Regions from separate parts of the Homo sapiens genome. Here regions 1, 3, 4, 5 and 6 are each linked to region 2. The links are chromatin loops, found by intact Hi-C in ENCODE. Cell type or tissue: HCT116. All regions are shown on one strand. Region 1 overlaps PHF6 (PHD finger protein 6). Region 2 overlaps PABIR2 (PABIR family member 2). Region 3 has its middle 8.4 kb from the start of SMIM10. Region 4 overlaps HPRT1 (hypoxanthine phosphoribosyltransferase 1). Region 5 has its middle 20 kb from the start of MIR450B. Region 6 overlaps MOSPD1 (motile sperm domain containing 1).

Region 1 (5,000 bases), 360 kb before region 2:
TCACCCCTCCTTAAGGTCTCCTTCCACATATGTGTGTGTAGGTCTCCTTCCACATATGTGTGTGTATGTTTTTGTGTATGCAGAAAAATCTCTAGAAACATATTCAACAAGCTTAATGGTTATATTACTTCTCATTAGTTGCATAAGGATGGAGGAGAAGAGGCAAGTTTATATTCTCCATGATAGGATTCTGTGGTGTTTGAATATCTTCATGAGAAGTATATTATTATTAAAGTAGCCCTTAACATTTTAAAATAACAGGCTGATTTTAAATATCCAAAATCAGATTGTATGGAGAATTATTGTATTTAAAAGTGTAACTTTTAGATGATTTTATTATAATAGTTTTAAATGGAAAATATTTAAATATTTCCATTTTCATTTTGGAAGAAAAATGGAAATATAGATGAGAAAAAATACTTAATGTCAACTTTAACTCTGCCATGCAGAGGTAATAATTTTAAATCTTTTGGAATGTTTTCTCTTAGACGTTTATGTGATTATGTGTGTGTATTTATAAAAACAAGATTTTCTGCTGCTCTGCCTATGGGGTAGCCATTCTTTTATTCGTTTGCTTTCTTTAAAAAAAAAAAAAAGATTTTCTTATCTATGCTGTTTTATAATCTCTTTTCCACTTACTAGATCAGAGACATTTTTGTGTGACATTAAACAATTTTACATCTTGTTTTTTGTTTGTTTGTTTGTTTGTTTGTTTTTGAGACAGTCTCACTCTGTTGCCTAGGCTGGAGTGCAATGGTGCGATCACAACCCATTGCAGCCTCAACCTCCCAGGCTCATGTGATCCTCTCACCTCAGCCTCCCAAGTAGCTGGGACCTCAGGGGCACCCCATTATACCCGGCTAATTTTTTTTGTGCAGACGAGATTTCACCATGTTGCCCAGTCTGGTCTCAAATTCCTGGGCTCAAGCGATCCACCCGCCCCAGCCTCCCAAAATGCTGGGATTACAGCATGAGCCATTGTGCCCAGCCTACATCCATTTTAATGATTGCATAATATTCCATCATATAGGTATATCAGTTTATTCTATTGGTTCCTTTTTCAGACATCTAGGTTGTTTTTGCTTTTTAGCTATTAGACAACCATATTTCAGTGACAAAACAAAAATATATGTACTTGGATCCATAATGATTTGAATTGCTCTTTTTCTTTTCTCCCATTGAGATGTGTTTCTGCAATCCATTTGTAATGTGGATTCCAGATAGACACAACTGAGTTCAAATGAGAGCCCATAGGTGGGTAGTTTGGGGAGAGAAGAAGGGACAAATAAGAGGAAATGCAGGGAGGAATATTTCTGAATGAAGTGGCTTCCCTGTCTCCTAACTATGGCTTTTCTTCCTTACCAGCCCTTTCTGGGTCCTGACTGTATTCCTATTCGAAAGACTAGGGAGGGATAGATAATAATTTTTATTTATATTTATCCTGTTTTATTGTCTTTATTGTATTTTTAACTATTTCAATATGGATTTTTTTAAAATGTCAGCCTCCCACCATAAAAAATGGAGTTCTGTGACAGCAGGGACCTTGTTTGACCAGTTGACACCTGTAACCTTAGCACCTAGACTAGTGAAGGCCATATAAGGGCCTATGGGAAATATTCTGCAAGTAAAAAATAATCCCATAAAATAATTAAAAGTTGCTCCAACAACAAAGCACTTGTCCTGTTAGAGGGAACTTCCTATTAAAAAGACGATTTTCAAATGTAAGCAAAAACAGAATAGTATAACAAGTCCTCATATCAGCAGTTAGCAAGTTATTGCCACACTTGCTTTATCTATTGTTTATTTTCCTGAAGTATATTGTTTATTTTCCTGAAGTATATATATTAAAGCAAAATCCCAGATGTCTTGTCATTATATAATTATTATTCCATTATCACACTTTGTAAAATTAACAATTATTTCTTAGCATCATCTTATACCCAATCCATTTTCACATTTGCCCAGTTGTATAAAAAAAATCTCATTTTAGACTTAATTTGTTGAAATCTGGATACATGCAAGGTCCATCCATTGCATTTGATATGTCTCTTAAGTCTAAATACGGACATACTTGTCCCCTTACTTATTGAAGAGCCTCGATAAATTGTCCTAAGTCCCACATTCTAGATTTGTCTCTTTGCCATTTCATGATGCCATTTAACTTGTGTCTCTATCCCTCTCTCCCATTTCTTGTAAACTAGAGGTTGGTTCAGAAGTTTAATTAGATTCAGGTTATATTTTATGGGAAGATTCTTCGTAGGTGCCATTGTGTAGGAATCTCACTCTTGATATTTAAACTCATGATTTAAAAATTTAAAAAGAGGTAGTTCCCAATGTGTAGTATTTGAAGTGTACAGATTCTCCCTAGCTTTTTGAAAGTTATTGAAAATGTTTTAAGACTAAAAAGAGAAATAATGAACAAAACTAGATTAAAGTCAGTTGTTATTGTTGTCCACTGTGTCCTGAACCCCACCCCTGCCTTTTATTCTACTCAAATATTAGACCTAGTTTAGATAATCTATTTGTAACATGTGAATTCCTAGATGATTTTTTTCATCTATTGCTGACCACAAGAGGGCATCCAGTGAACATGTTCTAAGCATTCTTCCATTGTCGTCTTATGTATAATAGACATAAAACTGAGGAATCGCCTTACACTCATAGGTGGGAATTGAACAATGAGAACACTTGGACACAGGGTGGGGAACATCACATACCAGGGCCGGTCGTGGGATGGGGGGACGGGGGAGGGATAGCATTAGGAGATATACCTGATATAAATGATGAGTTAACGGGTGCAGCACACCAACATGGCACATGTATACATATGTAACAAACCTGCACGTTGTGCACATGTACCCTAGAACTTAAAAGTATAATAAAAAAAAAAGAAAAAAAAAACTGAGCTCAAATCAGCCTGCCCTTGTTTGATTGTCCAAATCACCTATATTACGATTTTTATTTAAAACCTAATGAATTTTAAATATACAATCTGTATACCCAAATAAAAGGTTAGAACCAAGCATGATATCAAATTAGCACTCCAGAGATAACTTTCCAGATTTAAAGGGGAAAACCTACCTTTACAATGGAGATAGCTGGTCATCACCACTACTTTAACCAAATGATCAAACATAGTGTCACCCAGTAGCAGGACATTTTGAAATTAGATGCCTCCTGAAATATGCAGGATTACCTACAGAGTGTCTTGACTGAAAAAGAAAAGCTGAACCTGAAGCTAACCAAGCCTTTAGACCTTATTCCCAGTGTATAGGAAATACAGGGCGAGAGAGAACCAAATAAAACAGTACCACAATTAGACAAGTCCAGAATTTGCTACAGTTGACAGACTGTCTGGTCTAATCTCATCCTAAAAAGTCAGTGTTGTGTAAAAACAAGAAGTTGGAAGGACCAGTCTAGATTAAAAGAGACATAGCCAAATGCAGTGCCGGAAAACTGTTGGATGGCTCATGTAGGTATTCCAGTGAAGGCTAGGATGCTAATAATGAAAAACCATTTGAAGAGTTTGAGTAAAATTGTTTCATCAAATGTGAGCAGAAGGCAGCAGTATAGATAGAATATATATTTCCTGAAATGTGATTTTAAATTAAATATATGAAACAAATTTATAGAATTTGATTATTTCATCAATATACCTGAAGGTTGGTATTTTTAAGTTGGCCAAAACTTTGCTTTTAATCTCATTGGGCAAAATGAGGAATTGCCTTATGATAACTGTCATCCTAAACCAGAGATTTTGTTTCAGATGAACTTTTATTATCTCAATAATAGTGTGTTTTCCTATCTGTTAGATAAAAATGGGTCTGTAACTAATTGGGGAGTATTTTTTAAAGTGTGGATGAGGAAACCCATGTTTTAAATGGGCACTAGCCTCATCCACTAATGTTGGCAGGAATGTTCATCAGCAGTGACAAAGCATTTTGAGATTTTTGTCTTTCATCATTGTAGACTATACTGTAAAAATCATAGTGGAAATGATGAGAGAGATGAAGAAGATGAGGAACGAGAGAGTAAAAGCCGAGGAAAAGTAGAAATTGATCAGCAACAACTAACTCAGCAGCAACTTAATGGAAACTAGGTATGAAAGTTAATTATATGGGATCTGTTGTCAGGATACAATACACACTGATATATACATGTTGAAGTAATGGTATGCAGTAAGATTTTTTTTAATCCTATTATGTTTAGTTAAGAGCATGTTACTAAAATGCTGAGGATTTTGTAGGCTTGCATAGTAGTTGTTTTTTAACTAGCTGATTTTGTAACCATAAAAACAAGCTATCTGCTTTATCAATAAGTGTAGTTGTAATGTCAAATCAATAAGATATTCACACTCCTCAATAACATTATATTGATTGTGTTCCCCTCAAGCATCATATTTTACATTTTTTTATCATCTTTTAAACAGGTTCATGGGACAGAGTTAGAAAACTGGGAATGAATAAGACATCCATAACTACTATTCTTTTTTCACTGTTTTCTAAAATCAAAAAGGGTTTGTAACTTTTTACTGCCCAACTCTTAGATCCTTCATTGAACTGCCTAAAAATGTCTTGTTTGTTTTATGAGCCCTCACTAGAAGGCTGAGTTTGACATGTTGATATTACGTAGCTATAGTTTGCAGTTTCTGGGAAGCAATTGAAACACTATTAACCCTGTGTATAGTGTCAACAGTTAAAGCAGACGAAACGAAGTAAGCTATATTTCTGGACTGAACAAAGCTCTGCTGTTTAGAGCATTTAAGTTTGTTTAGTGGATCCATACTCAAAGGAAAGCATAAGCAAATTTTCCTTTACAATGCAAACATGCCACTGGTGGCAGCACATGGTAATTTGTGGATTTTTTTTTCATACTCAAGTAATGGAGGCTAGAAATGAAGAGAACCTTCTTTTTCTCTTGACTTTGACAGCACATGCTAAAAATCTCTTCCAAGAAGTATGCTAAAGCTTTTCATTTGGTTCCTGTTAAAGTTGTTCTCA
Region 2 (5,000 bases):
ATTATAAAAATGAAACCTTAGCATTGTTCTGAAATATTTCATAATTTTCTAAAAGATAACAATAGATAATGCTAATCAGAGAATACTATGCTTAAGAGAATCCTGGTATCCTCTGCTAAGTCAAAAGGACTGGATACAAAATGCAGGCAGAGCAGCTACAATCAATACACATTACCCACAGCCACCCAGAGACTCTTTCTCACACCAGCCAGCAGTTGGCACTGCCACACCATTGGCAACTAATGACAGGCTGACCTAACAGGAGCTGGGAACGAAAGCGAAGGTGTCAGAAAGACATATATATTTCCAAATGAAATACTGTTGACTTTGAAATAATCTGTTTTTTCACATTATCCTCCATAGAGATTTCCCCTTCATGGGGGCATGGATAAGAAGTTGAAAATATTTTAAATTAGAATCTTTGGACAATTTTGATGGTAAGGAGCTGGGGGGCAGAAAGCATAATTTTATTGAGCTAAACACCTCAAGTGAAGCTTCTTCAGACTTGAGGTGATGAAAAAATTTTAAAACTTAAAAGAAGAGAAGCTTCTTCATTCACTGTAATAATTTTTAAAAATCTGTTAGTTACCAAGTCACCATGTTTTAGGACCACATTTCTGGATTCCTAGAGAATGCCATTTACTATGACTTGATAAAAATCTAAGTCAACTGCTATTCAGATTCATTTGCTATTAACGAAGCACCTGTATCAACTCTTTCTAATCTCTTTGCAATGGTGTTTTGAGTTTTGTCAGGTATCTGTTTTATAATATTGTCACATCCCCAAAATAATGATATAAAAAATAAATATTAACAAAATTCAAAAAAAAATATTTTAAATTATCCCAATATACTTTCAATGTGGCTCTTTTAAAATGGATTATACTCTAATATACTTTTCATTTTATTTCATTTTTTTACCATGAACTGAGATCAGACAGTTGCGCGGCATCTGGAGATAACATATTGGTAGTGCCTTGGAAGAGTCTCTTGGGCTGACTTTCTGTCTCCATTTCACCTAAAACAGAAAGAGATGATGCTACTATAAAACAATTTTACAAATACAGGCGTGGTGCTAACATATGATGACCTTTGTTTAACCAAAGCTCAGAATACTTCTTCAAACCACTTCTTAAAACTATTTTCCCATGTGCTTTAACATGGAAGAAATATGCTTCCACATAAACTCAATCAAAAAGTTGGCAGCCCTAAAAAACTTCTCACTCATTATCCACAGCGTGCTATGGACATATTCACATTAATAGGAAAGTAGAACACTGACTGCATCAGGCAAAATGAAGCAAGGCTGACCACAGTAGAGATAAGGAATTCCCAAATAACTGAAACTCACAGTCAATATTGTATGCTACATGGTTAGCAAGGCCTATTGGTTTTATATATTTTGATACCTGAACATTTCCTGAGATGGTGTCAAACTGGTTTAAAAATGTGTAGTCTGATAAGTAGTGTATAAGTAAAAAGTTGCTTTCACACTATTTAATGAAAATGAAGATTAAAAAGATAAGTTTGAAAACACACCTGTAATCAAAAGCAAATCTTACTCAATTCACAAAACTGGTATTGTACTGACCACCTCAATCATACAGATCTTCTCAGAATTGCTAATAGAAAAACTTTGCACCAACAGGGATAATGCTTAACATTTTGCTACCAGGAGTACAAAGAGTAAAACCCTAAGTTAGAATAATCTCCTTTAAAATCAGGCTCTGATTTTATTTAAAACATACACATTCCTTGGTTCTGAAGCTCTTCATCTGAGCTTGAAAACGGAATGTTCAAGACAATTTAATTCATGAGCCTGTCTATACTCCAGTAGAAAATTAGTAACTTTGAACTTAAAACTGTACAATTAGAATGAAAAAAGATCAAGCAAGAACAAACGCAACATTCATTTTGTCCATGTTATCAACTAATTCATATTATCTTTCCTCTGGGACTATTCTGAAAATTGCTGAAAATCCTCAAAAGTTGTTTTTTTCCATGCTTTAATATGCAGCTTTTAAAAGTTGCTGCTGGGCTTTTGAGTTCGCCTCACTAGCAAAAGACTTTAGCTCTTTTGAGCAAAGAATTCCTCCATCTGCTGGTGTATTTCGGAATAGCTGTAAAACTAAACAACCATACTAATTCCTTCAACTTCCTGCAACAAATTTTAAGTTAGTAATAATAACAACAATAATAGCTTTATTTCCAACTGTTATTTTCACTTACTGGCTACTGAGAACATTCCTAGGACTACAAATAACTCCCTATAAGATTAAGGAAAGACTGTTTATAAAATAAAACTTATAAACTAAATACAAATATTGTCACCATATCAGGAACTATTTTCCAGAGCACACCATCTTTAATTTTAAGTTGTTTGAAATACAGCACTTTTGGAATCTGTGTATGATCCTATGATTGGAAAGTTTTCAAAGCCACAAATACCTGTTCCCCTAACGTTAGAAAAGTTGGTCTGTTTATTGGCCCTGAAGGTGATCCGCACAAAGAAACCACTTGCTGAATTGCTTTTAAAAGTACGGTTGGCCAGGCACGGTGGCTCACGCCTGTAATCCCAGCATTTTGGGAGGCCGAGGCAGGCAATCACCTGAAGTCAGGAGTTTGAGACCAGCCTGGCCAACATGACAAAACCCCATCTCTACTAAAAATACAAAATTCTCTGGGCGTGGTGGTGTGCACCTGTAATCCCAGCTATTTGGGAGGCTGAGGCAGAAGAATAACTTGAACCCAGGAGGCGGAGGTTGCAGTGAGCCAAGATCATACCACTGCACTCCAGCCTGGGTGACAGAGCAAGACTCCGTCTCAATTAAAAAAAAAAAGTTATTGTTAATGACTGGTCTCAATTAAAAAAAAAAAGTTATTGTTAATGGCTGGGCATGGTGGCTCATACCTGTGTAATCCCTGCAATTTGGGAGGCCAAGGCAGGTGGATCACTTGAGGCCAGGAGTTTGAGGACAGTGTTGCCAACATGGCGAAACCCTGTCTCTACTAAAAATACAAAAATTAGCTGGCCATGGTGGTGTACTCCTGTAATCCCAGGTACTTGGGAGGCTGAGGCAGGAGAATCGCTTGAACCCAGGAGCCCAGGAGGCAGAGGTTGCAGTGAGCTGAGATTGCACCACTGCACTCCAGCATGGGTGACAGAGCAAGACCTTGCCTCAAAAAAAAAAAAAAAAAAGTTATTGTTAAGACTCGTTTAAAATGACACGTTGACACTTGCAATCATGTAGTCATATCCCCAGGAATAATGAATAAACCTGTGTTGCCGGCTGGGCGTGGTGGCTCATACCTGTAATCCCAGCACTTTGGGAGGCCGAGGCAGGTGGATCATCTGAGGTCAGGAGTTCAAGACCAATATGGTGAAACTCTGCCTTTATTAAAAATACAGAAAATTCGCCAGGCGTGGTGGTGGTGGGTGCTTCTAATCCCAGCTACTCGGGAGACTGAGGCAAGAGAATCGCTGAGCCCAGGAGGTGGAGGTTGCAGTGAGCCAAGATCACGCCACTACACTCCAGAGTCTGGGCAACAAGAACGAAATTCGGTCTCAAAAAAAACAAACAAAAACCTGTGTTGCTTTTTTTTTTTTTTGAGACAGGGTCTCACTCTGTGGCCCAGGCTGCCATCTCGGCTCACTGCAACCTCTGCTTCCTGGGCTCAAGGAATTCTCCAGCCTCACCCTCCCAAGTAGCTGTGACAACAGCACAAGCCACCAACGCCTGCTTAATTTTTGTATTTTTTGTAGAGACGTGGTTTTGCCATGTTGCCTAGGCTGGTCTCAAACTCCTGAGCTCAAAGCAATTCTCCTGTCTCGGCCTCCCAAAGTGCTGGTATTACAGACCTGTATTGCCTTTTTAAAGAGATGCCATCAGGTGCCCTTTATAAGCATCTAACACTAGTGTTGACTGATACTAAACTAAACTATTTTAGCCTACTGCTTTGTGGTTCAAAATAAGGTAACTGAGAGCACCCTGTTATATAAAAAACTCCATAGAATTGAATATAAGGCAATTCTTGCTTTGATGAGGCATAATTTGATGAGGGGGTAAACCTTACCTTATATTTGAGTATACAGCACATTTATGGATATGTTTGCTACGGCATTAGCATATATTTCTGCAGTTTATAAACTATGCATCTCTTTCATATTTAGATAACAGAGAGGCAATTTTTTGAATATATAATGATAATATGAATATATGAATAAAACTGTTATGAAGTATAAGAAAATATAGATGTATCAAATAACTCATTTACAAAATTGAGAATCAGCACAGCAAACATTTGGAAGAATACTTTTGAGTTTCCCTAGAACACAAGAGAGCAATGCTGTTAGCTCATTTCAGACAGGAGTTCTAGTTTTTAATTCAAGCTTGGCTAGGTATAAGACCAGAAGCGTGATGCTTATCTTTTTCTTTTTCCCCCCAGCTTTACTGAAGTATAAATGACAAATAAATTTATATATATTTAAGGTATACAATGTGATGATCTGATGTATGTACATACTGTGAAATGATGATCACAGTCAATTTTTTTTTTTTTGAGATGGAGTGTCACTCTGTTGCCCAGGCTGGAGTGCAGTGGTACGATCTCAGCTCACCACAACCTCCGCCTCCCAAGTTCAAGCGATTCTCCTGCCTCAGCCTCCCAAGTAGCTGGGATTACAGGTACCTGCCACCACGCCCAGCTAATTTTTGTATTTTTAGTAGAGATGGGATTTTGTCATATTGGCCAGGCTGGTCTCAAACTCCTGACCCGAGGCGATCCACCTGCCTCGGCCTCCGAAAGTATTGGGATTACAGGCGTGAGCCACCATGCCCAGCCCACGGTCAAGTTTTTAACACATCTTTTGCTTCACCTAGTTACCTTTCGTATGTGTGTGGTAAGAACACTTAAGATCTACTTTCTTAGCAAATTTCAAGTATGTGACACAGTAGCATTAGCTATAGTCACCACGCTGCTACATACCTTTTCTTTTAAGA
Region 3 (5,000 bases), 220 kb after region 2:
TATTCCCAGCATGTATAAACAACCTTCTCCCATTCATATGATGCCTCTTGGCATAATTTAATTATTCCACATGCAACCAAGAGAGAGGCAACACGTACAAACATTTCCAGCTACCACAGTCAGAGGTGAAGTCATGGGGCCTCTGTTTATAGTTCACGTTCTCCCAGTGATGTCTTTTCTTTCTCTACTTCTGCCATTATCCCAATTTGATATTCTGTAATCCCATGATCTAAGTGGTGAATTCACCATCACCACTGTACCCTATTTATAATACTAAAGAAAGAAGAGGTGAGAAAAGTTTCAAAAAAGGAAGACAATAAACAGGGAAATATAAGTAGAGGGTAGAGTCTTCATTGCTGTACATAGCCATGTGGTGGTCCTGTTACTCTATCAATTCCACATTCCCTTTGCTTTAGCCACTGGGGAGGCTCAGTCCTTCAATCCTAAGGAGTCTGAGCCCTTGGGAGTCCTTTGTAGGGTTGCAATATTATGTCATGCACCCCTCAGGATTGTAGTATAAAAAAATACCTTAGAGGACCCCCTGAGAATCATCCATATTACTCTCTGTCCTCCTTCTATAGCAGAAACCACAAAATCACCTTTTTTTTGCATGGCTCTGGGGATCTAAGAGTGGCTTCAAATTCAGTGAAACCATTGTTTTGTCTACTACTAAAAGTGTTTCTTCCTAGGAAATTTAAACCTCTAATCTAGTAGAGATCAGAGTTGTAGGTATGGGAAGCAAAACTGTTGCAATGGGTCAGGTGTAATTATGAGAGACACTACCTTTATTTCCACTCCTCTGCTCCCAGACTTGCTAATCTTGGCAGTGGGAGGAATAGCTCTATATATTGGTTGCTGGTTCATAGTATGTATTGCATCCTAGCAGCCTCCATGGTGAATCTCCTATCAGGGCTTGCCACAGGCTCCATATGGCATTCTTTTTTTTTATTTGTAGAATTTCTGTTTGCTAAACCCATATAGCATTATGATTTACTCCAAACATCTTGGGCACCATTGGATCTGCTAGATGATAAGGGCCAACGGGCAGACCTACCAGCACAGTAGCCTACACCAGCTGGAGAGCCTTGTTTTAGCTGTGGATTCACACTAACTACATGTGGCAGGAATGACATCTGCATTTTCCAAATCTTGAATAGTGGCAAAAATCCCTGAAATTCCCACAAGAATATGCTATTGCATTTATTTCCTCTGTTGAGGAGGAGGGGGAGCTCTCGTAGCTTCCATTTTCCCCCTGCTTACCCTTATAACCCCTTTCTCCAGGGCCCAGGTAGCCCATGTGGCCATATACTGGAGACTAGCATCTGTTTCTGCCTGGAGATTTCTGAAGTCAGGAGGCTTGCCTGTACCAGCAGGGTGAATAGGGAACATGATATGGTGGAACTAGAAAGAAAAGGATGGGGGAAACCTCCCATTCCATGCCTTCGCTCTGCATTCCTCAAAGGGTGCAGAAGATAACTATCGTGCTTTCCATGATACCATGTGTTGCAGCACAGAAGTTAGAGGAAGCAACAGAACCTCAGGGCAGCCCCAATAGCCACTAGCCAGATGAGGAACACTCCATCTGGAAGCAATGTGTGGATGCTGACTGATGCTGAGCATGTCCAGGCAGTGGTGGAATAATCCCAGAGGAGGGTTTAGGGTCTCACTCAGCTTACTGGCGGACAGACTCAGAGAAAAACTTCAGTTTCCCCTAACCTCGGTAAATGCCCCCTTCACTCTGAGGTAGGCACTACTGCAGGAGTGTTCTGGTCCATTGGCTTTAACATTAACTTAAAGTCAGTTTCCAATTCATTTCTTTCTTTTTTTGTGGGGACGGGGGGCATGGTTTCACTCTGTTGCCCAGGCTGAAGTGCAGTGGAGCGATCATGGCTCACTGCAACCTCTGCCTCCCAGGTTCAAGTGATTCTACTGCTTCAGCCTCCTGAGTAGCTGGGATTACAGGCGTGGCCACTGTGCCTGGCTAATTTTTGTATTTTTAGTAGAGGCGGGGTTTCGCTGTGTTGTCCAGGCTGGTCTCAAACTCCTGACCTCAGGTGATCCACCCACCTTGGCCTCCCAAAGTGCTGGGATTACAGGCGTGAGCCACCGTGCCCAGCCCCAATTCATTTCTGAAGGTTTGGGGCTATCCTTTCCACTGTAAGTTGCTAAGGTCAATGAGGTACAAGTGTTTTTGGGGGAAGATCAAGGGGGAGATTCACAAGTGTTGTAACAGATTGCTTACTCAGGTTCTCCCGATCATCCCTCATTCTAGAGGCTCTGGGTCTGTTTAATTAATGGCTCATGCCTGGGACTTGTACGTGAGCTATCCCTCTGGCTGCTAGGCTAGTGTGATGGCTGAAATGCCAGGCACCGCTGTTGGTTAGACCAGAGAATCATTTTGGTAGATTTCATTTCTGGGAGCTGCAAAGTTAATTATCCATAGCCAGAGATCCTTGCATGTGTGTTAGTCAGCTTAGGCTGCCATAACAAAATACTACAGATTGGGTGGCTTAAACAACAGACATTGATTTTCTCACAGTTCTGGAGTCTAGAAGTCCAAGATCAAGGTGGCTACCAGGGTTGGTTTCTGGTTGGTTTCCCAGGAGAAGCTGCTGTGGACAGAGTTATTGGCTTAATTGGCCACAATAGACTCCACAGAAAGAACATGCTTGTAGAGTGATAGACACTCATTCGATTAAACCATTGCACTGCCATGCTCAAATTCATCCAATAAATTGCTCAATGTTTCTGCTTGTGCAGGCACAGACTAAAACCAAGAAATAGACTGCCATCTAGAGTCCGTTTATATAATGGGGAAAAGGGTTCAAAGATTAGATTATTTGTTCTATCCATACATGGGCAAGTCATTTCCCCTTCTGGGATCTCAATGTCCTTGCCAGCAAAATGAGAATGTTGCCTTAGACCCGTAGTTTCCAAACTCAGCTCCACAAAACATGCATGCCTTTAATGGTTTGTAATTAGAGTCGCTCATCAGAATGATCCATGATCCTTGAAAATATACATACCCCCATGCTTCACCCTAGATACTCTGATTCAGAAGGAGGTGTGGAGCAGAGTGAGGGCCTGGGCACACGTATAAAACAAAAAAACATTTCACAGGTGCTTCCCAAGCCCTCCCCAGGTAAGGAATCAGTGATACAGATGTTAATAGGTACTCCTTTAACAATGGTGCTATGGTTTGGATATGGTTTCTTTGGCCCCTCTATGTTTCATGCTGAAATTTAATCCTCAGTGTTAGAGGTGGGGCCTGGTGGGAGGTATTTGGGTCATGGGGCTGGATCCCTCATAAATGACTTGGCGCCATTCTCACGGGAGAGAGTGAGCTCTCACTCTTAGTTCCCGCTAGAACTGGTTGTTGACAAGAGCCTGGCACCTCCTTCTCTCTCTCTCTCTCTCTCTCTCTCTCTCTCTCTCTCTCTCTCGCCTCCTCTCCTGTCATGTGATCCCCATGCACCAGCTCTCCTTCGCCTTCTGCCATGAGTGGAAGCTCCCTGAAGCCCTCACCAGAAGGCAGATGCTGGTGCCATGCTTCTCATACAGCCTGCAGAACTGTGAGCCAAATAAACTTATTTTCTTTAAAAATTACCCAGTCTCAGATAGTCCTTTATAGCAACACAAACAGACTAAGACAAACAGCAACCAAATCTCTTCATTCCAGGGCTTCTGGAAGCCTTTAATATTCTAAAGTACAGTGCAGATCTCCAATAGGTATTTATCTAATGTGCCATTCACAGAGGGGTTTGACTATAGAAGCAACACATACCAACAGCTGAGGCCTATCAGTGTTCCTCAGGTCATAGTTGAGAATACCCTAGGCTAGGATATATTCAGGGCCACTATGAGTCTATATCCAAAGATTCTAAGTAAACATTTTATTTTGATGAATCATTGTACACGATATTAAGGAATTTTCCATGGGGAAAATAGCACAGAGCAACTTTACAAGGATGCATTTTCAAAGTGTCCTTAGCACCCCCAATGAAATATATTGCCAAAGAACAAAATACTACTATGGTTTCTAATATTTTTGGCGGTTTGTCCTTTTTTATTAAGATGGGAACCAAAACAGAAACTAACACTCTGGGCCTTCTCAGAACGCTATCCATATCACAGTCTCACCTCTGAACTTTGCACAATATTTAAATTATGGCCTAGAGAGATGTTTATTTTGTCTTCTACTCTCCTGGAGACAGACAGAAGACACCGCTTTATTTTCAATTCTTCTTAGGGTACAGAGAGGGAAGAGTGAGCTGAAATTCCAACCCCTTGCAAAGCCAGAGATGGTTCCTTTAGACCCAACAGTAGATTAGAAGACATTCACACTCCTTGGGTAAGCTTCTATCTCAAATACAGACTTTGTTCCTATATATTGGCTATTGCCCTTTTATAAGATACTACTCTAAGTATTGGCTCACATTTCCATATACATAAAGTAGTAGGCTGATTCCAACGCAGGCCACAGCAGTTCCTCTCATCCCTGGATGCTCAGCAATTTGCACTGTGACTTTGCCACTCCTTCCTTCAATAAGTGGAGTCTTTTTCTCCACCCCCATGAATCTGGGCTGGCCGGTGACTTGCTTCGACCTTATGGAATTGGTAGCAGAGACATTTTGGGAGTTCTGAGCCTATTCAAAAGGCTTTGAAGTATTCACTCTCATTCTCTACCCATACAGAGAAGGCTGAAAGCCTAAATTTCCTGGAAGCTTGAAACATATAGAGGCCTGTGAACCATACCACAACCAGAACTACTGAGCACTAGATGAGGCTAGGCAGGTCCTCCCACCGCCCCGCCCCACTCCCACCCACCTGCAAAGCTCACCTGGTAAATACTGAGTTACCATCTGGATCTGACACACAGGATCAATTGCTCTAGGCCCTGGCTCCCTAGGGCCCCGCATTGCTGGCAGCTGGTCAGGGACTGTTTTCCAGGAGGCAGAGAAAAGCTGCTGAATCCCACGTTCAAACAAGCAGTCCACAAG
Region 4 (5,000 bases), 300 kb before region 2:
GTGTCTCATGTAAGAGGGCAGTAGCTTTCAGCTTAAACTTTTTCTCTGTATGTAGTCGATTTCTTTGAGGTATACTTTTCTCTCCAGAATAGTTAGATGTAGGTATACCACTTTGATGTTGACACTAGTTTACCTAGAACTTATCTTCTGTAAATCTGTCTCTATTTCCATCTCTGTCTCCATCTTTGTCTCTATCTCTATCTGTCTATCTCTATCTATCTATCTATCTATCTATCTATCTATCTATCTATCTATCTATCTATCTAAAGCAAATTCATGCCCTTCTCCTATTTATTGAATCGAGACCATAGACAGGGGTGAGAGAAAGAATTTGGCAGGAATGGGGATGTGTATTATCTGTGGCATAAGGAAACTTTACAGAACTAGGTTCAAAAGTATACTTTCTAGTTCTTTCCCATGGCTTTTCACTTTGATGTAGTCCTTATCAGGTAACTGAGGTTTTATATAAGTCCCCTGATTCTTAGAACATGAAGGTGTAGTAGTCAAGGTTGGTCCCTTGAAACCACAAATTTTGTGAAAAAAAATTAAGAAAATTGAATAATTTCCTCAGCAAATACATATTGATCATCTGTTATACAGCCATGAGAAGTGGTTCTGTTGCACACGTTTATTTTATCAGATCCTAATCCCAAACCAGGCATAAAATGGAAACCATGAAGATAGGATGAAATAACTTCTGAATGTTTGAATGTTTGAAAATAGTGTACTTAAAAATACCAGGTGGTTTTTGTTTGTTTTTTGTTTTTTTCTTTTTTTGAGACAGGGTCTCACTCTGTCACCCAGGCTGGAGTGTAGTGGTGCAATCTCATCTCATTGCAGTCTTGACCTCCCAGGCTCAGGTTATCTCCCACCTCAGCCTCCCAAGTAGCTGGGACTACAGGCACATGCCACCACGCCCAGCTAATTTTTTGTATTTTTTGTAGAGACGGGGTTTCACCCTGTTGCCCAGGCTGGTCTAGAACTCCTGGGCTTAAGCGATCCTCCCACCTCAGCCTCCCAAAGTGCTAGGATTACAGGCATGAGCCACCATGCCTGGCAGAAAATACCAGGTTTTTAAGTATCAGCACTTACTCTTCAATCTTTTCTATTACTATGTTGTGCTAAATGGTATTTTTTATTTAATTAGAGCAATGCTGTTCAATAGAACTTTCTTTGAGGATGGAAATCTTTTATGTTTCTGCTATGTGGTACAGAGCCACTAGTGACATGTGGCTTTTGAGCGCTTGACACATCTTGTGCAACACAGGAACTGAATTTTTAAGTAATTTATATTGCCACATGTGGCTACCGTATGGGACAGTGTAGTACTAGATGATCTGTAAGGGCTGTGCTTCATCAGTGTCGTTTTTTAACTGACAAAAACCTTTAGTTTTTTTTTTAGTAATGTGTTTATTTAAAAGAATTCATAAAATACAAGTAAACAAATTAACTTGTTACCTGAGCATATGTCCTTTCATACTTATTTTTTCTGCATACATATTTTGGAAAATGGAATATCTGCCCTTTTTTTTTATCTGAGATACAGTCTACCTCTAAAAATACATGATTCTAACATTCTCACTTTTGTTGGCATTTGATCAGGGTATAGAAAAACAGTTAAAAGGACAGAGAATGGTTGAGAGATTATGATATGAAGAGAAAATGTGATTGAGTGTGGTAGACTTGGGGCCTGCTTGAATGTTGAGAGAATGACTGTTTTCCGATAAAAAAAAAAAGTCCATTCTAGGATCCTAAAAGAAGGGTCTGAAGTTCACTGCAGAAAGCAAGCTACATAGTACTAAGCCACTAAGGGGACATGGAGCCCTTAGTAATTCCTACCTTAGTAATAGTCTCATCATGCCCTCTTGGGAACCCAGCCTTGTTGATTAGCCTCTCTGCTTTCTCTCCTTATAGTTCAACCTCCCTGTTTGTTCCAAGCAGTTCTTTTCCTGCCCATTTATTATGCATTTCTATACAGCTTTCCTCCTCTTTTTCTATACCATGCTGCAGTTCTTATTGCTACCTAGAGGTTTTCAAAATTCCTAGGGGCGGATAAGTAGGCATAAACAAAGTTCTTCCCTATTATCCTTCCTATTTTTTCACCTAGACTGAAGAGGTAGACAAAATAGAAATAAAGACATTAAGGGTATGTGTTTGTAGTCCCAAAGAGCTTCTCTGGCAATTTTATGTAGTTGACAGTGACGCTCTGAGTTCAGGACAGATTGGACTCCTTGGCTGAGAGGAGTGAGGAGATAGGACGGTAGAGGAGAGGGTAGAGCAACTCTGGAGGAAGCTTTCCCCTCACCTTTGCCAGTCCTGTTATCCTAGACTTAACCATAATTAAAGATGAGGGAGGCACTCAGTAAAGGGATCTAGTGGGAAGCTTGTTCCAGACAGCCAAGGAGGGAGGTTCGCGCAGTTCCTTTGGCCACCCAGGTGGGGTAATTGATCCATGTATGCCATTCATGTACAATGTAGGCACTTATACCTGTATTCCAATGTAGTGAACTATACCATTACTCTTAAATTAATATTCTTTATTAGCTTCCATGGTGGCTATAGGCCAGGCAAGAGAGTTAAGAAAAAATAAATAGCCAGGTATGGTGACTCAAGCCTGTAATCTCGGCACTTTAGGAGGCCGAGGCAGGAGGATCGCTTGAGTCCAGGAGTTCAAGACCAGCCTGAGCAAAATAGTGAGATCCTGTCTCTATTTTTTAAAAAAGCCTTGGGGCAAACAGGAGTATGGAGGTTTGGATGCTAATAGAACAGCAGTGTCTTACTGCTTGGAGTTCTCTTGTTTCTTGTCCTATCACCGTAGCCTTTGGATCACAGCAATTTTTCCATGACTCCATACTTTTCAGTTCTTGAATATTTTTTCCTTTATTCCTCTTGTCTCTGTAAAGACATCAACTGGAGTTGGACTGTAATACCAGGTATCTCCAGAAGATGGCACTATTTAACAGATTTTATAAATAATTTGATGTGAGTCACTGTCATCTGAAGCTTGTTGCCTTTTCTTTCTTTCTTCTTTCTTTTTTTTCCCCATCAATTCTGTATGTTTGAAATGCTGGGTTTTAAGTTAGTTAGAATAAGGGATGTCTGTAATTTCCCTAAATTGAGAAGTAATATGCAAAGGTTGATATCAGAAGTCATATGCTCACCTTGCAACACCAAATAATACTGGCCCATTTGTGATTTTTGAAAGTAACACTCCATAATAAATGGATGTATATATAGAAGCATAACAAAAATAGAAGCACATAAAAGTGAAAAGTCTCATAAACGCCATTGTCACTACTCATGTAATTGCTGTTACAAATTTGTTTAAATGTTGAATAAAAATGGTGTCATAGGCAACACAGTGTTCCACTACTTGGTGTTTTTAATAGCATTATTCTGTCTCAGTGTGCTTTGGATTATCAGGTGCTTTTTAATAGTTGCATGGTATTACATTGTGTAGATGAACTTGATTAATTTAAATGGTTCCCTGTTAATGGACATGTTGGTTTGTTTTTGTGAACAACTGATACAGTGAACATTTATTTTTTAAATAAAAAAAAGAGAGACAGGGTCTTGCTGTGTTTCTCGGGCTGGCCTTGAACTCCTGGGGTCAAGCGATCGTCTTGCCTCTGCCTCCCTGGGATTACAGGCATGAAGCCACCGCACCCGGCCCAGTGAACACTCTTGAATGTATCTTTGTATACTTGTCAGTGTTTTTGTAGCATTGATTCCCAGAAGTGGGATTACTGGATTAAGTGACATGCATGTTTGCAATTTTAACAGGTATTGCTATGTCATTTTCAAAAGAAGCTATGCCAATTAATACTCTCACCAACAAGAGTGCTTATTTCCCCTCAGCATATTATCAGGCTTAAGTTTTGCCAGTATGGGTGGGAGAACAGTAGAATCACATTGTTTTAGTGTTTGTTTCTCAGATAGATATAATTTTACACCTTATAACCTTCTCTTCTATAAATTGTCTATTTGTGTTCATTCTCCATTTTCCTATGGGTTCTTATTGTTGGAGCCCAATATATAAAAGGGGGTATTTGTTACAGAACCTCTTCAGTTTTGGTTCATGTCATGCCTGGGTTTTTACCCTTTCTACGGATGTTAAAAAAAATTCTCTATTTTCTTCCAGTCCACTTATGGCTTTATTTTTTACATTTAGATTTTAATCCGTCTGGAATTTATTTTTGTGTATGCTGTGAGGTAGGGACCATACTTTTATTTTTTCCCAAATGGGTTACTAGTTGGCCAAACATCATTTATTGAATAATTCATCTTTTCCCTACTGACTCGAAATACCATCTTTATTGTATACTAAATCCTCATATAGTTCTGGGTCTGTTTCTGGGCTCTACTTTGTTCATTTACTGTGCTGGTACTGCACCGTTGTAATTGCTGTGGCTTTGTGGTATGGTATGGCTTGCTCTCTGCTAGGGCAAGTCGAAGCTCTTTTGTTCACCTGCTCTTTCACCCAAATTTTCTGTCCTGAATCCAGCACAGCCAAATTATGGTCATTGTCACCACCAACTACAGTGGGTGTTGAGCATTTCCCATTGAATCTCCTGTAAGGGTTTTATTGGATTCTGTGATAGCAGTAAAATGGGAGCCTAAGAGGTATTCCTTAAAGGACTACTAATCAGACCTGGTTTCCCAGATGATGCTGAAGATGACGGGGCCTGGGCTAGACTTTTGAGGGACATATCCTTGGGGTTGGGTGTGATATAGACCAGCCCTTACAATTTGCTTGACTCATGGGAATCGTACAGGGCCAGAACCAGACACCTGTCATGCTAATAACTTCCCTCACAATTCAGAAATCACTGTGATTGAAGATGGGTGGCTGTTATAATACTACCCACTTAAAAATGGATGTAACCCATTTTTTAGGACTCTTAAAAACATCAAATCAGTAATGGCCGATTAGGACTTTTTAATTTTTACTAATCTCTACTTGAAAGTTTTCTAGTCATTCATTTCAGGAAACCTAATTC
Region 5 (5,000 bases), 260 kb before region 2:
ATGTTAGGAGGAGAACATTACTATGGAAAAATAGAGGAGGATAAAGGAGACTGAGAGGCAGAAGGATGGGCCAGTTTGTAATTTGAAAGGCAAGGTTGTAGGCAAGGTTCAGATTGGAACACTGAAACACGGATTTCCCACAGAAATGAACAGGTCTCCTTGGAGAGATGGCTAATTCAAGGTCTGGGTCAAGAAGTGTACAGGAAGAGCCTGGAACATTTTGTTGCACCAAAAAGATAAAACAGAACAAAACAAAACTCGGTTAATTAGTTACTGTTGGAAGATGCTAGCAAGCCAGTTCTTTAGTGATTTTTAAAAGACAGATAATTATAAGGAAACTTTTTAATAAACAAGCATTTATACTGTTTTCGACACAGACTACCACTGACTACTCAAATAATACATGAGGGGATATTTCTTTTTATGGAAGTATTCTGGCTAATAAGAAGAATAGAATTAATCACCAGTGGCTGCCAGCACCACAAAAAGAGATACAACTAGATCTTATGTGTTTTACAATTTTTTTATATTTGGGGGGCTGGTCTCTTATATGTCTCTTTTGGAGAAACAGCCCACCACCTGGATTCATCTCCTAGGGCTTCCATAACAAAGTACCATAAAATGAGTGTCTTAAAACAACACATGGCCGGGCACAGTGGCTCATGCCTATAATCCCAGCACTTTGGGAGGCCGAGGCGGGCAGATCACTTGAGGTTAGGAGTTTGAGACCAGCCTGGCCAACAAGGTGAAACCCCGTGTCTACTAAAAATACAAAAATTAGCCAGACATGGTGGCGGGCACCTGTAATCCCAGCTACTCAGGAGGCTGAGGCAGGAGAATCGCTTGAACCTGGGAGGCTGAGGTTGCAGTGAGGTGAGATCTCGCCATTGCACTCCAGCCTTGGCAACAGAGCGAGACTCCATCTCAAAAACAAACAAACAACAACAACAACAAAACACTCACGTTTATTCTCTCAAAGTTCTGGAGGCTAAAACTCTGAAATCAAGGTGTCAATAGAGCTGTGCTCCCTCCAAAGGCTTTAGGGGAGGATCCTTCCTTGCTTCCTCCTAGATTCTGGTGGTTTCTGGCAAGCTTTGATATTCTTTGGCTTATGACTGCATAATTACAACCTCTACCTCCATATTCATGTGGCCATCTTCCCTCTATGGGTGTCTGTGTCCAAATTTCCCTCTTATGGACACCAGTCATATTGGATTAGGCTTCCCCTAATCCAGTATGACCTCATCTTAACTTGATTACATCTACAAAGGCCCTATTTCCAAATAAGGTCACATTCACAGATTCCAGGTAGACATGAAATTTGGGTAACACTATTTAACCCAGTATACCACCTATGAAGTATTCTTTTTATTTTTCTCCTCAGCTTTTATTTTAAGTTCTGGGGTACATGTTTAGGACGTGCAGTTTGTTACATAAGTAAACGTGCCATGGTGGTTTGCTGCACAGATCAACCCATCACCTAGGTATTAAGCCCAGCATCCATTAGCTATTTTTTTCTGATGCTCTCCCACCACCCGCCCCGCCCCCGACAGGCCCCAGTGTGTGTTGTTCCCCTCCCTGTGTCCATGTGTTCTCATTGTTCAGCTCCCACCTATAAGTGAGAACATGCAGTGTTTGGTTTTCTGTTCCTGCATTTGTTTGCTGAGGATAACAGCTTCCAGCTCCATCCATGTCCCTGCAAAGGACATGATCTTCTTCTTCTTTTTTATGGCTGCATAGTATTCTGAAGTATTCTTGACAAAAAGAAAAAATCAACCTGAATCTATTCAAGCCTCTAGAGTCAACTAAAAATTTACAGAAAATACAGGAGACTGAGTAACGTGTTAAATGACATCACAGGGATGCAATTAGCCAACTCCAGACTATGGGAAACTCTACAGGACAAACTACCTGGTATCTTCAACAAATAAATTGCAGGGAATAAAGACATGATGGAGGAACCTAGACTAAAAGAGACTTAAAGATGAACCAGTAGCTATGTTTGGACCTCATTTGGATCCCAATTCAAACAAACTTTAAAATACACACCCATTTATGACACTTATGAGACAATTGGAGATTTGAACACTGACTTGAATATCCATTGATATTAAGGAATTATTTTTGAAAATGCGGAATAATACTAAGGCTATGGTTTTTTTTAGAGAGTCCTTATCTTTTAGAAACATATACTAAATTTGCAGATAAAAATGACTTGATGTTGGGGATTTGTTTCAAAATAATATGGGAGTTGGGGGATGTGGGTGCAGATATGGCTGTGACAAGATGGTTCATGGGCTGATAATTGTTGAAGCTGGGTGATGGGTACATGTGGGAGTTCATGATACTATATTTTTATGTGTTTCAATCTTTCCATAATAAAATTTTTTTTTAGAAAAAAGAAAGAAAGGAAAGAAGGAAAGAAAGAAAAGAAAGAAAGAAAGAAAAAGAAAAGAAAGAAAGAAAGAAAGAAAAAGAAAAAGAAAGAAAGAAAGAAAGAAAGAAAGAAAGAAAGAAAGAAAGAAAGAAAGAAAAAATACGGTATCAGGATAAGCCTAAATAAGAAGGTGACATTTGCTGTGGATCGTTCAGCATGTACAGGGCCCCTGTCACCATCTGGCTTTAAAAATACTAAAAAATAAATCTTGTGTAGGGGCTGTGAGAGATTAAAGACGGCCACAAATTCTTTTTTTAACCCAATTCTCCCATACCATTTATTTTAAAATTTATGCATTTTTATTAATTAATTTATTTATGTATTTAGTTTTAGAGACAGGGTCTCGCTATGTTGCCCAGACTGGCCTTGAACTACTGGGCTCAAGTGATCCTGCCTCAGCCTTCTGAGTAGCTGTAACTACAGGTGCCCACCACTGTGACTAGCCTCTGCCACAAATGCTTTTCTAATTCTCCCCTTACCTAAAGCTAATTCCCCTCCCTTTGAATTTGGCCTGGCCTTAGAGACTGGCTTGACCAATAGATGGCAGCAGAAGTGAAGTTCCAGGGCTTCTGAGGCTAAGTCATAAGAAGCCTTCTAGCTTCTGTTTGGCTCTCTTGGAATATCTCTGGATGTCCTGGGCTACCATATGAGAAGTCGGCTTACCCCAAGTCAGTCATTCTGGAGTCCATTCTCCAGTAAACAGTCCCAGCTGACTCAGTCTTCAACTCAACCCCACCAAGCCTCCAGACTTGGGATGAGAGGACTTCACTAGCACTTCCCAGACTGGCCCATCCGCTGTGTGAAAAGAACAGTCACCCAGCTGAACCCTGCCTGAATTCCTAACCCATAACATCAGGAGATACAATTCAATGGTGGATGCTCTAAGCTACTAGGTTTTGAGGTAGATTTTTTGTTTTGTTTTGTTTTGTTTTTCAGAGTCTCGATCTTGTCACCCATGCTGGAGTGCAGTGGCGTGATCTGGGCTCACTGCAACCTCCACCTCCTAGGTTCAAGCAATTCTCCTACCTCAGCCTCCTGAGTAGCTGGGATTACAGGTGTGCGCCACCACGCCCAGCTAATTTTTGTATTTTTAGTACAGACAGGGTTTCACCATGTTGGCCAGGCTGGTCTCGAACTCCTGACCTCATGATCCACCCGCCTCAGCCTCCCAAAGTGCTGGGATTATAGGCATGAGCCACTGCGCCAGGCTGGTTTTGAGGTAGTTTTTAAGGCAGCAATAGGTGGCCAGAACATAGGTTTATAATATGTGACAAACTATGTTTTGTAAGCAAAGGAATAATAAACACAAAAGCCAGGATAGTGTTTCTTGGGGGAGGTAGGTGCAGGTGGTAGAGGCAGGGGCAATGAGATGTGGAAGAACACAGGTTGAACTAAAGGTATTTCCTAAGAGCCTACTTTGGAGGTTGGGTGTTGTGGTAGATTTTTTTTCTCACTGTTGCCTAGGCTGGAGTGCAGTGGGACAATCACAGCTCACTGCAGCCTTGACCTCCCAGACTCAAGCAATCCTCCCATCTCAGCCTCCTGAGTGGCTGGGACCACAGGCAGGCACCATCGTGCCTGGCTACTTTTTTTCTTTTTGTATTCTTTTGTAGAGACGGGGTTTTGCTATACTGCCCAGGCTGGTCTTCAACTCCTAGGCTCAAGTGATCCTCCTGCCTTGGCCTCCCAAAGAGCTGAAATTACAGGCATGAACTACCACACCCAGCTGGTTTTTATTTTTTTATTTTCATTTTTAGAGACAGGGTCTCACTCTGTCACCCAGGCTGGAGTGCAGTGGCACAATCACAATTCACTGTAGCCTCCAACTCCTGGGCTCAAGTGATCCCCTAGCCTCAGTCTCCCTTGCAGCTGGGACTACACTCATGAGCCACCAGGCTTGGCCGAAATTTCTACTTCTGTAACAAGGAGAGCAGGCAGTGAAGTGCTATTCAGCAATGTTTTAATTAGAAAGGAAATGGGCAGGGCAGAGATACAGATAAATTGCTGTTTTACCATCTTGCCCAACACGGTTGTAATCAAGCCTACACAAGTATAAAGGTCATTAGCCAGTAATTGACTGGCCTATTTCTTCCATCTACAAGAGACTAATTTTAAATATAAAGACGCAGAAAGATTAAAAGGATGAGCTTTTTATGCTGATAGCACTCTCGCAAACCTGGTGAACATTCCTAAAAGTCACCAGACTTTCTGTAAGAAGTTTAGGAATCACCAATACCACAAAGTGACACAGTACAAGAAGGGCAAGCATTCTCTTTATGCCTGGGGAAAGTGGCGTTATGACAGGAAGTAGAGTGGCTATGGTGGGCAGACTAAGTTGATTTTCCGGAAAAAGGCTGAAAGTACTAAGATTATACCGAGACATGAGAGCATTGAGCCCAATTGCTTTTCTCAGAGAATGCAAACATTTTGAACTGGAAGGAGATAAGAAGAGAAAGGGCAAAGTGATCCAGTTCTAGCGTGATCTTTTTTATTGTGAAGAAAATACAATCTTGAGGTTATGTTCACTTCATTTGGTTACAGCTGCCATTTAAAAAACATATAT
Region 6 (5,000 bases), 130 kb after region 2:
TTTTTTTAATTTTTGTAGAGACGGGGTTTCACCATGCTGGCCAGGCTGGTCTTGAACTCCTGACCTCGTGATCCGCCCACCTTGGCCTCCCAAAGTGGTGGGATTACAGGCATGAGCCACCGCGCCCAGCTTATCTTGGCTAAGATATAAGTTGCATCCTAAACTCCAACCAGTGGAAATTAGGGAAGAATTAGCACCAGGTCAACAGAGCAATATTAGCAACTGTGCCAATGAACATAATAAGGTGTAACACCTGCCTTGAATTGATAGTTTTCTGGAGACTAACACTTTCTCTTTGCTGCAGTCCATATTACAAAATGATAAAGTGCAAAAATCCTGGGGAAAGATTATATACTAAACTGGTAAAAACTTACTGCAAATCGGTTTATGAGGTTGCTTTCCAAAAGTCAAGTGCACACCAAGTCAGAGTTAGTTGGTTCCCACTTTTCTAATTTGACAGATGTGGGAAGCAGGCCCAGGATGGTTAAGAGACTTATCCAAGGTTGCACAGGGTATTGGTGGCAGAACTCTGGTCTCCAGGCTTCCACTTCCTTATACAGTCATCCCTTCTATGTCTCAAGTAAGTCCTGCCTCGGCCTGGCACGGTGGCTCACGCCTGTAATCCTAGCACTTTGGAAAGCTGAGGCGGGCAGATCACCTGAGGTCAAGAGTTTGAGACCAGCCTGGCCATCATGGTGAAACCCTGTCTGTACTAAAATACAAAAATTAGCTGGGCATGGTGGTGTATGCCTGTAATCCCAGCTACTCAGGAGGCTGAGGCAGGACAACTGCTTGAATCCGGGAGGTGGAGGTTGTATTGAGCCGAGATCGCACTACTGCACCCCAGCCTGGGCAACAGAGCGAAACTCCATCTCAAAAAAATAAAAAAAATAAAGTCCTGCTTCCCTGATGCTGACTACCACACATGCCCTAATCTGTAGCAATTGTCCCTGCTTATCAAGATCAGAGTTCTCAAAGGATGATCCAAAATTCAAGTCACAACTAAGTCTGCATTATCTTCATTTGTGTTTCCTTTTCAGTTTTATAAAGAAAAATCAAGAGACAATTTCACTTACTGAGTGGCACACACTATTTTCCTGATGATGAAACAGCTATAGTTGTCAGGAACTATTCATCAGGGCATTAATAATGAAGGTTTGCTGCATTCTTCCTCTCTGGACAGCAAAATTTTACTCATTTTTCAAAACCTAATTCAAATTCCCCTTCCCTGGCTGGGCACAGTGGCTCACGCCTGTAATCTCAGCACTTTGAGAGGCCGATGCGGGCGGATCACTTGAGGCCAGGAGTTCGAGACCAGCCTGGCCAACATGGCGAAACCCCGTCTCTACTAAAAACACAAAAAAATTAGCTGGGCGTGGTAGTGCACACATGTAATCCTAGCTACTCAGGAGGCTGAGGCAGGAGAATTGCTTGAACCAGGAAGACGGAGGTTGCACCCAGGCTGGAGTGCATTGGCACGATCTCAGCTCACTGCAGCCTCAAACTCCTGGGCTCAAGTGATTCTTCCACCTCAGCCTCCCAAGTAGCTGGGACCACAGGTAAGTGCCACCACTCCTGGCTAATGTTTTTAAAAAATTTATGTAGAGACAGGGTCTCCCTATGTTGTCCAGGCTGGTCTTGAACTCCTGAACTGAAGCAATACTCCCACCTTGGCCTCCCAAAGTGCTGAGATTACAGGCATGAGCCACTGCACCCAGCCAGAATGGAATATTTTGACATTTGTTTTGTGTGCATTAATTTTGACTTCTCAGTTAGATTTTAGGTATAATGCCATATTGTTGTTTGGTGGGATGCTTTTGTTTTTTGCACCCCTCACAGGCCCAAGGTCAGTGCTGGGCACTTAGCAGATAGCTAAAAGCTTATCAGTTATCCTACAGATGTCTACTAATAACTGTCTCCTCCACTGGGGAACATTCCCCCCACCACTCACCCGTCATAGCTGAACACACTTTGTCTATACAAGACAAGCAAGGGATCCTAATTAGAGGAGCAGTAAATCTTAAGTGGCTGCTCACCATGGGTTGGGGTAAGAGGAGAGCAGAGAGAATCAGCACTCCCAGTTACCTCTCTTCCCCTCTTCTCCCCTCCCCTCCTTCTGTTTCCCTCTGATTTTCCCTGGCTCTTCAGTGCCTAACTGTGCCAGCAAGCATTTAGAAATCTGAGGCTCCAACACACTTCTGACCTCACAGGCAGAGAGCGCAGCTGAGATCTGGTGATACAGGAAACTGTCTTGTCTTCCTCCCCTGTACCAAAGGCACAGAAAAACAATCCTGAATGAAATTATAAAGAAAACCTTATGTGTGCACACCACCTTGTGACCAGTTTGCAAACTACTCTGACACAAAAAGACGCATAAACACTCTGAGATATTCACACATGCCTGCCACTACCATCAATCCAAGGAGACCAGTACCCCAAAGTATGATGGTTTTTTCCATTTTCCTCACTTTGCATTGACCAGAGGAATGAAAAGATAAGACTTTGAGATAAACAGGAATCCATTTTACCACCATAGATACAAAACTTAGAGACCGTTAAGGAGCACTGAAACCACTTTCATAGCATTTTCTCATTTGCACCCTGCAACCTGTTTTTAGAAAGAGGAGGCTGCAGGCCGGGCGCGGTGGCTCACGCCTGTAATCCCAGCACTTTGGAAGGCCGAGGCGGGCGGATCACGAGATCAGGAGATCGAGACCATCCTGGATAACACAGTGAAATCCCGTCTCTACTAAAAATACAAAAAAAAAATTAGCCGGGAGTAGTGGCGGGTGCCTGTAGTCCCAGCTACTCGGGAGGCTGAGGCAGGAGAATGGCGTGAACCCGGGAGGCGGAGCTTGCAGTGAGCCGAGATCCGCCACTGCACTCCAGCCTGGGCGACAGGCGAGACTCCTCAAAAAAGAAAAAAGAAAGAAAGAGGAGGCTGCAAGAAGCAAGTGAAGTAAGTGGATCGAAGTTTGAAAACAGTTAAGGATGATTCAAAGTACAGCCCTCACCCAGAAACTGGTGACCCATCTGCTTGGTCACAGTGTACCAGCTACTTAACTATCTCTCCCTGGCTCTTGCTGTTTACTCTGATTAAGGTTCCCAGCTCCACCTTCAGGTCAGCTCCCTTTTATCTGGGCACAGGGGCTATCTCCTTCTTCCATACTCTGTGCAATCCTTGCCAATGACCAACTAAATACTAAATTGTTAAGAGCGATATGTTATTTTCCTTTAGTCTCACTAGCATTAAAACCTCCTTCCCTCCCACTTCATAAACTCAGTTGGCCTCCTCTGAATTCCCAGTATTGTTAATTGGGGTTTTTAATTGCTGGCATTTTCCTAAAGTCATAACAAGTGATGTTCTAATGTTTACTTTCTACTTTAATGTTCATTGCTTAATATTTGACACTTTTGTTTTTATATATTTTCTAGATTTTTGGTATGCTTTGCTATTTTAACTAATGAGATTGACTGCTATAAATAATATGTAGTGATTGGCTCTTCTATATTCAAGATTTAAAAGTTGAGTAGTATACATTTTAAGATTTTTAAAAAAAAGAATAACCTAATGTCTCTTTGAAAACAATTCATATTTTCAAATGTGTTATTTACAACCCGGTTATAATTAATGTGTTGTTTCCATGTTTTACAACATCTCAGTATGTCATTTCAAGATGCGCAATTCTCAAAGCAAAATCCATATTATATGATTATATATATATGTTGCTACATGAAACACTCAGAAGTTTTAGAATCACAAATTCATGGCCGGGCGCAGTGACTCACGCCTATAATCCCAGCATTTTGGGAGGCCGAGGTGGGCAGGATCACCTGAGGTTAGGAGTTCAAGACCAACCTGGCCAACATGGCGAATCCTCATCTCTACTAAAAATACAAAAATGAGCTGGGCATGGTGGCGGGCGCCTGTAATCCCAGCTACTTGGGAGGCTGAGGCAAGAGAATCACTTGAGCCCAGAAGGCGGAGGTTGCAGTGAGCCAAGATCACACCACTGCACTCCAGCCTGGGCAACAGAGCGAGACTCTGTCTCAAAAAAAAAAAAATCACAGATTCACTCAACAAACATTTCCTGAGCACTTATTATATACAAGGCACTGTGCTAGGGAATATGGAGACAAGATGAAAATATTTTGTCAGCCTTCCAAAAACTCAGACTAGCAGGAAAAACAGATATACAGCAGTAATTAAGATATGATGTGAGCAGTGTTAAACTGCTGATAGATATAAAGTGCTCTGGGAGCATAAAGAAAGTGATCATCTGCCTTAAGGCTAGTCTGCAGTAGAAGTGGAGGGCCGGGTGAATTCCAGGAAGAATGTGTGTAGAAGCATGAAAGGGATGCTTAAAATGAGCTTTGGCATTGCATATGGTTAAAAACAGCAAATATGGGGAGAGGGGCAAGTTTCGGCTAGAAAGGTAAGTTAGAGGCAGATTGTGCAAGATTTTGTGAACGTTTGGGGGTTTAGACTTGATTCCCTATGCCAGTGGTTCTGGCTTGTTAGAAACACAAATTCTTGGTTCTCACCCTAGACCTACTGAATCAGAAATTCCGGGACTGGGGCCCAGCCATCTGTTTTAACAAGTCTTCCAGGTGATTCCGATCCACACTAAACTTTGAGAACCACTGCTGCAGGCAATAGGAAACCACTTAAGGATTTTTTCTTTTTTAAATATAGGGATAAGGTCTCGCTATGTTGCCCAGGCTGGTCTTGAACTCCTGGCCTCAAGCAACCTTCCTGCCTTGGCCTCCCAAAGCACTGGGGTTACAAGTGTAACCTACGATTTTGCCTGGCCTTAAGGATTTTAAGCACAGAACTGACCAATTCAGATTTGAAGTTGGACAGGGGTTGCCATTGACCATTCAAGCACAACACCTGACTCCTGAGTAGTTACTATAAAAAATTAAAAAACTGTTGAATGAATGTGGCATGAAGCAATGATGAGGGCCTAGGCTAAGGCTGCAGGAATGGAGAAGAAACA

The links. Peaks named below come from ENCODE experiments on the same cell type or tissue, not always from the same donor. Only the 100,000 strongest peaks of a DNase experiment are listed, where the experiment ranks them.
Region 1: it touches region 2 in a loop (10-fold over the local background); 8 of 110 quality-filtered maps call a loop at or near these places.
Region 3: a loop joins it to region 2, with 7 times the contacts of the local background. A loop is called at or near these places in 13 of 110 quality-filtered maps.
Region 4: it touches region 2 in a loop (4-fold over the local background); 33 of 110 quality-filtered maps call a loop at or near these places.
Region 5: a loop joins it to region 2, with 5 times the contacts of the local background. A loop is called at or near these places in 11 of 110 quality-filtered maps.
Region 6: a loop joins it to region 2, with 5 times the contacts of the local background. A loop is called at or near these places in 25 of 110 quality-filtered maps.

What each region holds. Positions count from the first base shown.
Region 1 is chrX:134,421,232-134,426,231 of GRCh38, forward strand. PHF6 (PHD finger protein 6) reads left to right here. Exons shown (of 11, transcript NM_001015877.2): 10 at 3,970-4,099; 11 at 4,430-5,000. The coding sequence ends at 4,099. Among named protein-coding and RNA genes, the nearest start is that of HPRT1, 36 kb to the right of the region's middle. In HCT116, a CTCF peak has its summit at 2,561 (motif pointing right); no DNase peak of the experiment used is centred here.
Region 2 is chrX:134,780,900-134,785,899 of GRCh38, forward strand. PABIR2 (PABIR family member 2) reads right to left here. Exons shown (of 10, transcript NM_001387468.1): 8 at 4,987-5,000; 9 at 922-1,018. Among named protein-coding and RNA genes, the nearest start is that of PABIR2, 14 kb to the right of the region's middle. In HCT116, a CTCF peak has its summit at 2,101 (motif pointing left); no DNase peak of the experiment used is centred here; H3K27ac peaks cover 338 bases.
Region 3 is chrX:134,996,873-135,001,872 of GRCh38, forward strand. No RefSeq gene overlaps it. Among named protein-coding and RNA genes, the nearest start is that of SMIM10, 8.4 kb to the left of the region's middle. In HCT116, a CTCF peak has its summit at 2,811 (motif pointing left); a DNase peak (open chromatin) is centred at 2,789; H3K27ac peaks cover 880 bases.
Region 4 is chrX:134,481,296-134,486,295 of GRCh38, forward strand. The region is part of intron 3 of HPRT1 (hypoxanthine phosphoribosyltransferase 1); the gene reads left to right. Among named protein-coding and RNA genes, the nearest start is that of HPRT1, 24 kb to the left of the region's middle. In HCT116, a CTCF peak has its summit at 2,957 (motif pointing right); a DNase peak (open chromatin) is centred at 2,946.
Region 5 is chrX:134,518,087-134,523,086 of GRCh38, forward strand. It overlaps the pseudogene RPL36AP54. Among named protein-coding and RNA genes, the nearest start is that of MIR450B, 20 kb to the right of the region's middle. In HCT116, a CTCF peak has its summit at 2,967 (motif pointing right); a DNase peak (open chromatin) is centred at 2,955.
Region 6 is chrX:134,906,353-134,911,352 of GRCh38, forward strand. The region is part of intron 1 of MOSPD1 (motile sperm domain containing 1); the gene reads right to left. Among named protein-coding and RNA genes, the nearest start is that of MOSPD1, 6.4 kb to the right of the region's middle. RefSeq lists a silencer at 2,067-2,361 and an enhancer at 2,252-2,795. In HCT116, a CTCF peak has its summit at 2,319; no DNase peak of the experiment used is centred here; H3K27ac peaks cover 2,375 bases.